3 separate regions of the Mus musculus genome follow, and all the other regions are linked to region 1. The links are chromatin contacts, found by Hi-C or POLR2A ChIA-PET in ENCODE. All regions are on one chromosome and are shown on one strand. Each heading gives the region's core, a stretch centred on a gene start or an enhancer-like site at or near the end of the contact. The rest is flanking DNA. Distances are from core to core; before and after follow the strand shown. Region 1 holds the start of Stk10 (serine/threonine kinase 10). Region 2 overlaps Stk10 (serine/threonine kinase 10). Region 3 holds the start of Fbxw11 (F-box and WD-40 domain protein 11).

Region 1 (3,764 bases), core at 563-3,062:
CCTGGAACTCACTTTGTAGACCAGGCTGGCCTCAAACTCAGAAATCCGCCTGCCTCTGCCTCCCAAATGCTGGGATTAAAGGCATGCGCCACCATGCCCAGCTTGATCTTACTAATTTCTATTTTAAGTTGTTCCAGAAAGTAGGGTGGGGGGAAGGCACAGCCCTTCATTCACTAGATTAGTGTGAGGCTCTGTAGCCAGAGACAGTTGAGGAAAGAAACCCCGATTTAACAGAAGTTTCAAAGCAGCTTTGGTTCTGTTGAGCCTCCTTTTAACTCCAGCTACATAAGTTACACGCCCCCCACCCAAACACCTTACAAAACAAAAGTCACTCGTGATTTGGGGCAAGTTTCCGGAGTTGTGGAACTGTCCCTTTACGCCCCCACCCCCACCCCCTGCCACTGAGACCCAGCATTTTCACCACCAGAGTGAGATTCCTCATGGCTCTTTCCAGTCAGTCCCCGTGTCTGGGAGCAACTCCACAGCGTTGCCTTTTCTGGACCGGTCATAAAAATGCAGTCATACCTCGTGCGATCTTTGGGTCTGGCTTCTTTCATGTAGCAGGACATTTTTAACGGACCTTTCCATTTTTATCCTTACTTTGTTTTCTTTTGGAACTCCTGGAAATGGTTAGCGCATTCTGACCCTCTGTCCACCCGGTATAGCTGCACAGACTTCAGCAGGTCCCGCTCAACCGAGTGACAGATGTACACTTTGGCTGGTCCACAGGCTGACTCAACAAGAACAGTTTTGCATGACATTTTCTTCTTTTAATTATAAATTTTCCCCGCACTCATTTTGTGGTGGGAACAATTGGAACTGGAGCAACTTTTATTCCGGACGTCCTTAGCACACACAACCCTCTCCGCGCCTAGTATTCACTCTCCAGCCGGCTTTTCGAATGGGGGAACAGCATTTGGCGCGAGACTCTAGGGATATTTTCGAAGAGTCCGGACGAAGGGGACCAACAATTAAAACGCTTTCTCGAGTTAAGAGTGCCCGAGTGTGAGACACTCTTGTTCAGGATGGGAGGGTCTCCAGCATAGATTCTGCAGCTGCCCAGCCCCCAGCACAATCACTAGAACCCACGTTCTGATACCAAGCAAAGACGCTGTGCAAGATGCGGGACGCCCGCAGCCAAGGTAGAGAGGGATGAGGACCAGGATATAGGAGCACCATCCCAGAGATGACTCCGCTTTTATCTCTAATGGGGCTTTTTAATTCGCAAAATAACTAGAAAGTTTTACTTAATAAGGAATATATTTGCTAACCTACCATGAAGCCTAAAGGTCCTAAAGGGACTCTCGTTTCATGTCCAGCGTCCCGGCCGTTTGTGGCTGGCGGAGGCGGGGAAAGTCCGGATGGGCGTAAGCGCGGGGCTCTGCTTTCTGCGGGGCTCAGAGGCAGCACGAGACCTGCCTAGGAAGTGTGGCGAAAGCCACCTGGGACCGCGTGAACTTTGAGGCAAAGAGCACCGAGGACTGGGGTGAGTCCCGGGGCGAGGGGTGCGGGCATCTCGCGCGGGAAGCTGGCGAACCAAGCCTCAGCGGGAGAGTTCTGTGCGCTGATGCACCCACTCGGCACCGACGGCGGTTGAAAGACACCAGCTGAACCCCGGAGGTTTGGGGTTCCGGGAGGCGCAGCGGGCCCAGGGGCCGGCCACCCGGCGGACTACAGTCTCCAGAGTGCCCCGCGGCGCGGGCGGAGCCGCGAGCTCCCGCAGCCAATTGAGGGGTCTCGGGGCGCCGCAGAGCAGGTGGAGCCGGCGGGGACAGGCGCGCGCGCGGGTGCCGGGCGTCCTGCAGGCGGGTCTAGGAGGGGGCGGGGCGGGGCGGGCGGGCCGCGGTTCCTGCAGCTCCCTGTGGCCGCTGGCGCACTCGGCGGGTGCTGCGCTGCGAGGAGGGCGGCTCTCCGAAGCCGCGGGTCCTGTCGTCGCGCTCCTCATCCAGCATGGCTTTCGCCAATTTCCGCCGCATCTTGCGGTTATCCACCTTCGAGAAGAGAAAGTCCCGTGAATATGAGCACGTCCGCCGGGACCTGGACCCCAACGATGTATGGGAGATCGTGGGCGAGCTGGGAGACGGCGCCTTCGGCAAAGTCTACAAGGTGAGAGTTCCGATTGCTGAGCCTACCAGGTCCTGCGAGCCCCTGACCCCCACTCCCACCCCCCGCACAGCTGCTTCTGAGCACTTCCTGTGTGCCCTGTACAGGGCACAAAGGGACGTTTGTAGGATCGAGGCATCCCAGGGGGCTACCGGAGGCATCCCCAGGATCACGGTGATAGGGACACATCTTTTAAAGAGGGACTATACCGATGTTGTGGGAATATTCAGGCTCTGGGCTGTGCCTGCAAGGGTTGGGAGTTGAGGACACTTCTGAAGATGAGCCTACGATCGGTACTGGGGAGGTCAGAAGGGCCCTGGAGTAAGTGAGGACAGGCTTGGGATTAGAAGGCTCAACGGAAAGCGAGGACAGGGTCCTGTGAATGCAGCTGCAGGGCACAGATTTGGCTTCTAGTCGCCTGAGTCACCAGAGGCTCCCTGTCTGCAGTTACCTCTCCCCTGGAGGAAGACAGGCTGAGGAGGAGTGGGTGGGGCATAGATGATTCCATATAGACACGTGTGCAGACGGACAGCTCCTGGGGTTTGGTCCTCTGAGCCAATTCTGAGTGCCTGGGTTGTTGTTCAAAGTACCTAACTCATCTTGACTCCACCCTTTCTCATTTCCTCCTCCTCAACACCCTCCCCCTCCCCCGGCTTCCCCAACCAGGCTGCTCAGGCTGGTCTCCCAGATCTACTTGCCTCAGTCTCTGGAGTAGCTTGGACTGTAGGTTTGGCCACTACAGCATAGCATCCCCTACTTTTATTGGGAGACTCCCATAGTTCAGCTGTCTTAGCTGCCCTCCAAAGCCATATGTCATTGTCCTTGGGGCTTTGGTAGTTAGAGGCCTCACTGACCCTTTCAGGATGCTGGACCCCAGAAAGGGCTTTTCCAGTTCCCCAAGTCGGGCCATGCTCCCTTTGACTTGAAATTGATATGCTAGCGTTGGTCTGCTTCTCGCCCCAGAAGTGTGCTCCCTAGGAAAGATGCTATAGCATCCTTGGGAAGCTTGTAAGGAACTAAGACTCTCAGCTGGGCGTGGTGGTGCACACCTTCAATTCCTGCAGAGGCAGGCAGATCTGAGTCTGAGGCTAGCCTAATCTACAGAGTGAGTCCAGGACAGCCAGGGCCACACAGAAAAAAACCCTGACTCAGGGTGACACAAACAGAAAACCAAAGCAAACAGAAAGAAGCTTAAGACTCGGGCCCCACTCAGCACTCAGATTATAGTGCTCCAGCAGCTTGGAGCAGTAGCAGTTTGGAGGCCAGTCAGACCCTTGGAGACCTCCTCTCTGAGTTGTACTTCCTGTGGGAGGGCTGAGGAACCCCCACTAGGGCAAAGTTCCCCAGTGGGAGAGTCAAGCAGAGGTCACCTGGCCTTCCAACTGAATGGAACACTTTGGCTGAGGGGTTTCTCCATATTTGAGGGCTACCGGGCCAGTCTACCCTTTCATCGGTCCTCCAGGCCTTGCTCCTCTGCTGCATTCTAGTGATGTCAGGAAATGGTCCCCAGCCTCTCTCTCAGTCAGCTCTCTCTGATGCTGCCTGCTCCTGCAGAGGTGCCTTGACCGCCGTGAGAGCCCCCAGCCTGACTCACCGTCTCTAATGTTCAGCCATTTTTCCGTCCGTGCATGCTCTTGGCTCTCCATAATTTTTTTTTTCTC
Region 2 (3,808 bases), core at 1,090-3,589, 69 kb after region 1:
CTGCTAAACTTACTGTTGGCCACCTGAACCCCCAAACATCGGCTGATGTGGGAGATCTGGGGGAGAGAGTGATTGACGCTGTGCACTTCCCTGTTACCTTCTAAGATTTGCTCAGTATAAAACACATGGTAGGAAGATGGCACATCTGTCAAGTGCGAGGCCATGAGGGTAGGAGCAGCTGACAGCTCCGTAGGAGCAGCTGGAGCAGAAAGAAGCTCGCTCAAGCGGGAGCCTCCTTGGAAGCTTTTTGTTTTATTTCTTCAGAACTGACACAATAGTCATGTAGTTGCCCAACCGTGGCCAGCAGCTTTTATATAGAAGTGTCTTGTACTTCTTGGGCCGGAGATGTGGTCCAATGGTAGAGTGCTTGCATTAGGTATATGTGGCCCTGGGTTCAGTCCCCAGAACCATTAAAAAAAAAAAAAAAAAAAAAGGCAGTAAGTGTTGAGAGCCCAGGTGAGATACTCTGGGCAGAAGCATACAGAACAAGGAACCAATTCTTAGCCTGCCTGGCGTAGCCACTCCTCTTGAAGGGGCTGGAAAGCCCTTGGGCTATGTAGCAGAGGCAGGGTTAGGTTCTAGTATGAAGGGCCTTTGGAGCTGGTAGAAAATTCAGAGTCAGTGGGCAGGACAGAGGCCATCAGAAAACCAGTACCGGCCCCTCTCAAAATCCTCAACTGAGTTAGAACTGAACATTTCCAATGGGCAACACATACCGTACCACCATGACACCTTAGAGAGGGCCAGGGAGTCCTCTCCAAGCAGCCTGTGTGGACTGCAGTTATTCGGTCACAAAGCTGGCAGTGGTCAGTGAGGGTGAACACACAGCTCTTTTTTATGTCAGGTCTGGGTTTTGCAAGAAGCCCTTAGTGAGTTAAGAGCCTCTCTCGTACCAGCAGAAGGTAAGTGGCCTAAGGCCAGAGGCTTAGGCCTTGCTTGGCAAGCTTGAGGAAGGGGGACAGTGGATGGCCACATCCTTCCTGAGCCCAGGCTGCGGACCTTACTCTAGCTGAGTTCCAGCACGTTCTCGTTGCCAGGGCTCAAAACTGCACAATAAGACCCTGAAACGGACCCGCCGGTTTGTGGTGGATGGTGTGGAGGTGAGCATCACCACCTCCAAGATCATCAGCGAGGATGAGAAGAAAGACGAGGAGATGAGATTTCTCAGGCAAGTCCAGGGAGGCACCAGCGTGGGGACGGGCGGGTGCCCTGGGAGTGCCAGGCATCGACCTTGTGGGTGGGACGGCTGTCCGTCCATGGCGTGAAGTGGGGGGAGGGGCTGAGGCAAAAGAGTGCGTTTGAGACCCTTTCTCCTGCATTCATGTACTCACACATCCATCTGTCCGTCTGTCTGTCTGTCACTTGTCCGTCTTCTCACTCGTCCACATGCCCAGTGTCCCATCTACTCAACCTCTATACACATAGCCATGTCTCTGCTCCTCTGCCTAGCAACCTAATCCCCATCCATGCATCCACCCATCCATTGGCCTATCCATCTGTCCTCTCATTCTTCCAGCTGTCTACCCACCCATCTACAGACCACCTGACTGTTCATCTATATTTTCTTCCACTTATTTGTCCATCCATCCATCCATCCACCCATCCATCCATCCATCCATGTATTTATCTGCCCACCCATCTGTCCACCCAGTTATCCATCTATCTATCCACCTACCCATGTCTGTACTAATGTCTAATATAGTAATGTATTAATGTACTCATGTCTATACCCATCTATCTGTCCAACCATCCATTTAGTCCATCCATCCACCCACCTCTTCAGTTATCATTCATCCTACATCCACCCAACTATCCACTCCTGAATCCTCTTCTGGGGGGGGGGGCAGACTGAAATCCAGATGTGTGAAGCGATGCCCCGTGTCACGTTTATACCTATGGGTCCCAAACACAATACACAGGCTAATTCGTGGTTGTGCTGTACACTGTGAGGATACACAGAGTGATGTAGTAGTCAGTGCCTGAGCTGGGCACAGGCTGTTCTCAGGGACCTCCCCACCACCACCCTGAGCTGAGCTTGTGGAATAAGGTGAAATCCCCAGAGCTAGGGCATTTGGAGGGAACCTGTAGTTGCTGAGGCCCTGACGAGTGCCTCTTGATTTATATCAGGACCTTAGAGAACAGGGACTCCAGGCCAGAAGGAGAGTGGGACTGTGGTCTGTGGGGGCCAGACCTGAGCTTTGTGTGCTTCGAGGGAAGGGTGAAGGATTCCAGGCTCGGCAGGAGGGGAGGTGACACATAGTGACAGGCCCTGATGTCCCATCTGGCCACTGGGGCTGTCTAAGACTATCAGCCTCATGCTAGGCTGAGCAGGGCAGGGCTGGGCTGGGCTGGGCTGGGCTGGGGCGGAGGCCAGCAGGGAGCAGAGGTCGGATTCAGTGAACATCTCAGAGGCAGACCAATGAGAACGGGAAGGAGTGGCCAAGAAGGGAGGTACAAGGCAAGCCAGCCACTTAACTGAAGTAGCCTCTCAAGCTCCTGTTGTCACTAACAGCCTTGGGGAGGGAGGAGGGGGCTGTTCCTCACACCGTGTCTATTGGCAGATAAACTGCAAGCGTTGGGTCTCTAGTTGACAAGTGAGATTCTGCCTAAGTTTTCAGTGTTTAGCGCCTTCCCGGGACTGCGGGTTGTGGGCATGAGGATGCTCGGAGCTCCCTGAGACCAGGGCTCTGCAGAGGCCATCATTGCTTTGGAGGAAGCATCCAGCATTCCAGAATAGAAATAGTTTAGGATGTTCTAGGGATTTCCTCCAAGTCTTGGCCAGTGGAATGAAATTTAATTATAAACGACACTGTTAAAAACATCCTTTAAAAAAAAAATCACGGGGGGAGGGTATGGGGGACTTTTGGGATAGCATTGGAAATGTAATTGAGGAAAATATGTAATAAAAAATTTTTAAAAAAAATCACGGGCTGGCAAGATGGCTCAGTGGTTAAGAGCGTCGACTGCTCTTCCAAAGGTCCCGAGTTCAAATCCCAGCAACCACATAGTGGCTCACAACCATCTGATGCCCTCTTCTGGAGTATCTGAGGACAGCTACAGTGTACTTACATATAATAAATAAACAAATCTTTAAAAAAATGAAAAATAATTTTAAAAAATTTTAAAAAAATCACAGCCGGGCGTGGTGGCACACGCCTTTAATCCCAGCAGTTGGGAGGCAGAGACAGGTGGATTTCTGAGTTCGAGGCCAGCCTGGTCTACAGAGTGAGTCAGGACCGCCAGGGATACACAGAGAAACCCTCAGAAAAAACAAACAAAACAAACAAACAAACAAAATCATGTATTTTTTAAAAATGTTTGAAAAAATCCTTATTCAGCCGGGTGGTGGTGGTGCACGCCTTTAATCCCAGCACTTGGGAGGCAGAGGCAGGCGGATTTCTGAGTTCAAGGCTAGCCTGGTCTACAAAGTGAGTTCCAGGACAGCCAGGACTACACAGAGAAACCCTGCCTCAAAAAACCAAAAAAAAAAAAGAAACAAAAAAATCCTTATTCAATCCAGAAGTGAAACTGGGGTGCCAAAAGGCTGTAAGATATTGCCAGTATCTTCCAAAATGTTCTTCTAATTTATATCAGTATTGCCTGGAGTATGAATTCTTCTATATACCTATAGTTGCCTTTTATATTTTTCTTTTATATTTGTATCTCATATCAAAGTTTTCTTGTTTCTGCACTTGTTTGCTTTATGTCTGTCCATATTGTGTACCACTTTTGGGGGTGGTAGATAGTTCCTTCCTCCTTACTGATTTGTAAGTGTTCTTTATATATGGAGGACACGCACCTTTTTGTC
Region 3 (3,824 bases), core at 141-2,640, 110 kb after region 1:
TGGGAATCGTTAGAGTACTAAGTCATCCTCTTTACAGGGGCAAAGAATTGAAACAAACTTGAGAAGCAGGCAAGCAGGCACTGCTACTGTGAAGTGGGCTGGGTACAATGAGCCAGGCCCTTGAGACACTTTATAACAGCTCTGACTGCCAGGTCTCCTGTAAACATAAACAACTTAACAGTCCGTCAACATTAGACAAGGCCATTCTGTGGCCTTAGCTTATGGATCAAGACAAAAACAAGACCACCCCATAATCATTTGTGAACACAGATAAAACATGGACATTGTCCAAGTCCCTGAAACACAGCTACAAGACTAAACACTTGAATCTGGCTAACAGGAGAGGCTGTCAACAATTACTGGATTAGTTTTAATCTAATATAACTTCCCATAGATAAGGCTGAGGTGCCCAGTCTTATACCCCCACTTCCCGGCAGTATCTGCTCCAAAGCCCCTTCAAATCCTTTTCTACATTACCTAAGGTCTCTTACTGAGACGTCCCTGCTTCATCATGGTGTATGTTCATTTCTACTTCAGCTAGGAAAAAACCCACCTTGTTCAACTATCAGCGTGTTCCTGGGGGCTTTTGGTTCGAGGGTATTGACAGACTTGGAAGTCACAAGGAGTTAGAGGTTCTCTGAAGTCTCTAGATGCGTTTCTTCATATCATTTCTAACTCTTAGTCAATGTCTGCTGTCTTCCCACTAGAATTAAGCTGAATAAGAACAGAGGTCTCTCCGGTCATTCCCAGTGCTTAGGGCAGTACTAGTAGAAACTGAATGCTTAAAAATAAGTGTCTTCGGCCGGGCGGTGGTGGCGCACGCCTTTGAGGAGGTGGAGGCAGGCAGATTTCTGAGTTCGAGGACAGCCTGGTCTACAAAGTGAGTTCCAGGACAGCCAGGTATACAGAGAAACCCTGTCTCGGAAAAAAAAAAAAGTGTCTTCAAAATGTATAGCTTCTTTCTCATGGCTCAGCTCCTCCCAGTCAGTGTGGCAGATCTCCACACACCGCTTTCCCAGCTCAGTCTCCAAACTCTTAGATGCCCATCTTCCTTTAATTGTGTCTTCGACCTCGCGGGCCCCCTCCCACACTTCCTAGTGCAACCTGGGACCCACCTGTCTCCACCATCTGTCCCTACCAAATGCAACACACACGGAACGGCAGCGCTGCAGCCTAGACGACTAGTGGGCACCGCAGACACCCACTGCGCATGTGCGGAGATCGCTCGCTCGCACTGCAAAGATCTCCGACAAGTGAGGAGTTGCCTCGGAGTTTCCGTCCAGGTCCGTGCGGCTACGGGCTGCCAGGAAGTCAGGAACGACCAACCGGAAGAAGACCTCGCGCGCGAGGATTTCTGGGACAAGTAGTCGCGGCGCTCGCGAGGCCCTATCGCGAGCAAGCCCTAGATACTCCAGCTCTGCACGTCCGGCACTCACAGCCCTGCGCTCCCCTAGGTGCTCTCTCCGGTGGCAGAAGCCGGCAGATTGGACCAAGCGGCTTCTTGCTCCCACAAAGCTGCGCGAGCCGCCGCGGCTGCCGGGAGTTGTAGTCTTCGCTGTGCGTCCTGCGTCGGCCGAGGGTGAGGGCGGAGCTGCGGGCGGCCCGGGCGGGCTGGCAGCTAGAGTGGGTGCGAGAGCTGCCTCCACCGCCGCCGCCGCCACCGCCTCCTCCGCCCGGGCCGATCGCTGCTGAGCGGAGAGAGCGAGGCGGGGCCGCCGGGGCCGCCATGGAGCCCGACTCGGTGATTGAAGACAAGACCATCGAGCTCATGGTGAGTGCGGCCCACTGGCCTTCAGTTCTTCCGGCCGGCCGGCGGCCGGGGGGCCTGCCCACCCCGGCGTCCGCGCCAGGCCAGCCCTCGTTCCCCGCCGCCTGGGCCCGGCCGCCCCCCTGCTATGGCTCGTTGCTGACGCTTCGCGCTCTTGGGCCGGCACGGCCTCCACTCCCCGCGGCTCCCCCAACCCCCTCCTTGCCGGGCTCCGGCCAGTCTCCGGCGCCCCAGCCTCGCTCCTGCCGGAGCCACTGCTCACTCTTGCCTTGCCATCACACTCTGTTTTTAGAAGGGGATTTCTTTTTCCCTTCCCTGGATTCCTCTGGCCGGGCCTGCATCGCGCCTCCCAGCCTCGCTCAAGCTGAGGGTGATGGTGGTGGAAGGGAGTCCGAGACCAGTTGGAGCCGCTTCGGCCTCCATAACCTAGGCGCGGGGGGTGGGGTGGGGTGGGGTGGGGTGGGTGGTAGGGGTGGGTCTCAGCACCCTCGCCCCAAGCTACCGCTGTATGGATGCCAGGATAGCCCCATTGGACTGGGATGTTGGGGGTGCCTACGAGTCTGAGGCTGTTCCGGATAAGGGGCCTATTTTCCGGGCCCCTGCGGTGTCAGGCTTCTTGGACAAAGGGTTTCCTACCCTGCCGTGAAGGATGTTTGTATAGCAAGGCCCTAGGTACTCTTGAATTCCATCCCCCAGGAAAGGGAAACCATAACTTTTATCATTTGGGAAATGAGAGGGGAGGGAGAAGAGGTCGCGCTCATCACTGCCACCCTCTCTTATTTTAATAATAAAAAATGGGAGGGGGGTTTCTTGGCCCACGGATAAGCAGCGATCCCTGTACTGTTAGGAACCATTGGTAGCCAGCCTGGTCAGGTCTCCCCGGACACCCCTAACCCGTTTCTGACCTCAGACTTGGTGCTAGAAAGGTTTTTGGAAACAGGACTCTGAGTCTGGGAAAGTGAAGGATTTGCTCATTGGCGGAAGAAATAAAGTATGGCTGACTGGTATTACCTGCCAGTTTGAACGTGAGGGAAATCAAACTGGGCCCAGGAGAGTTGGGGAGGAAATCAGCCTCTGCAAATGAACATACAAAGGGCTTCTTCCTGTGAAAACCTTGATAGTTTTCTTTGTATCTCTACTGATATAGTAACAACTAGTATCTGCTCCACAGTATTAAGAAAAGGTGAAAGATCTGCTGAACTTAGCAAGATGTTTTCCTCGTCAGAGTTTCTCCAGTGTGAATCGCTTATTGAGTCAGTGATTCCACTGGGTAGGGTTGGTGACATCAGAGCCACTTCCCCCATTTAATGCTATAAATAATAAATGGTGATACTGAAAGTCTGTTGGATAGCCTCATGGTTTCTGTGGATGATGTTATCCAGGGAGCTGAGGTACACGTTTTAAAATGGAAGTATAGTAGCATAAAATACAGAGTCTCATGTCTGCTGGACTCTGCACAATGTGCAGAACTGGATTGTTGAAAATTAAACCTGGAAGTTTCTGGTTGGTTGTATGTGTTGAAAGGAATTCTGTCACTTTATCTTCAGGTTCTGAGGACTTTTTTCCATTTTCAGAATCGAATTGTTGGTTATAACAGTTTGGGAAACTTTGATAGTTATTTTAACAAAATACCTTTTTTTTTTTTTTTTTTTTTTTTTTTGGTTTTTGGTTTTTGGAGACAGGATTTCTCTGTGTAGCCCTGGCTGTCCTGGAACTCACTCTGTAGACCAGGCTGGCCACCAACTCAGAAATCCGCCTGCCTCTGCCTCCCAAGTGCTGGGATTAAAGGCGTGTGCCACCACTGCCTGGCGACAAAATATCTTTAAAAAGTTGTTGTTTAATAGGGAACAAAATAGCCATGAAAGGAGTTACAGAGACAAAGTTTGGAGCTAAGACAAAAGGATGGACTATCCAGAGACCACCCCTCCTGGGGATCCATCCCATAATCAGCCACCAAACCCAGACACTATTGCATATGCCAGCAAGATTTTGCTGAAGGGATCCTGTTATAGCTGTCTCGTATGAGGCTATGCCAGTGCCTGGCAAATACAGAAGT

The links. Hi-C counts contacts between places; a loop is a spot of excess contacts on that map. ChIA-PET counts read pairs that join two places held with the same protein, here RNA polymerase II (POLR2A).
Region 2: a loop to region 1 is called in a map of mature B cell, with 2.1 times the contacts of the local background. The contact joins the enhancer-like site here to the promoter of Stk10 in region 1. A Hi-C loop is called at or near these places in 3 of 37 maps with a recorded cell type or tissue (CH12.LX, mature B cell and mouse trophoblast stem cell). POLR2A ChIA-PET finds 5 or more read pairs at or near these places in 3 of 5 experiments (Patski and embryonic stem cell).
Region 3: POLR2A ChIA-PET joins it to region 1 with 22 read pairs in embryonic stem cell. The contact joins the promoter of Fbxw11 here to the promoter of Stk10 in region 1. POLR2A ChIA-PET finds 5 or more read pairs at or near these places in 4 of 5 experiments (Patski and embryonic stem cell).

The regions. Positions count from the first base shown.
Region 1 is chr11:32,531,454-32,535,217 of GRCm38, forward strand. It overlaps Stk10 (serine/threonine kinase 10), which reads left to right and starts at 1,813. Exons shown (of 19, transcript NM_009288.2): 1 at 1,813-2,106. The coding sequence starts at 1,951. It also overlaps a transcript of Efcab9 not described here.
Region 2 is chr11:32,599,704-32,603,511 of GRCm38, forward strand. Stk10 (serine/threonine kinase 10) reads left to right here. Exons shown (of 19, transcript NM_009288.2): 10 at 1,038-1,168. Among named protein-coding and RNA genes, the nearest start is that of Fbxw11, 41 kb to the right of the region's middle. Within about 2 kb of position 2,340, at least 2 of the 3 ENCODE cell types and tissues checked have a DNase peak (open chromatin) inside an H3K27ac peak, as active enhancers do.
Region 3 is chr11:32,641,165-32,644,988 of GRCm38, forward strand. Fbxw11 (F-box and WD-40 domain protein 11) reads left to right here and starts at 1,391. Exons shown (of 13, transcript NM_001271347.1): 1 at 1,391-1,771. The coding sequence starts at 1,727.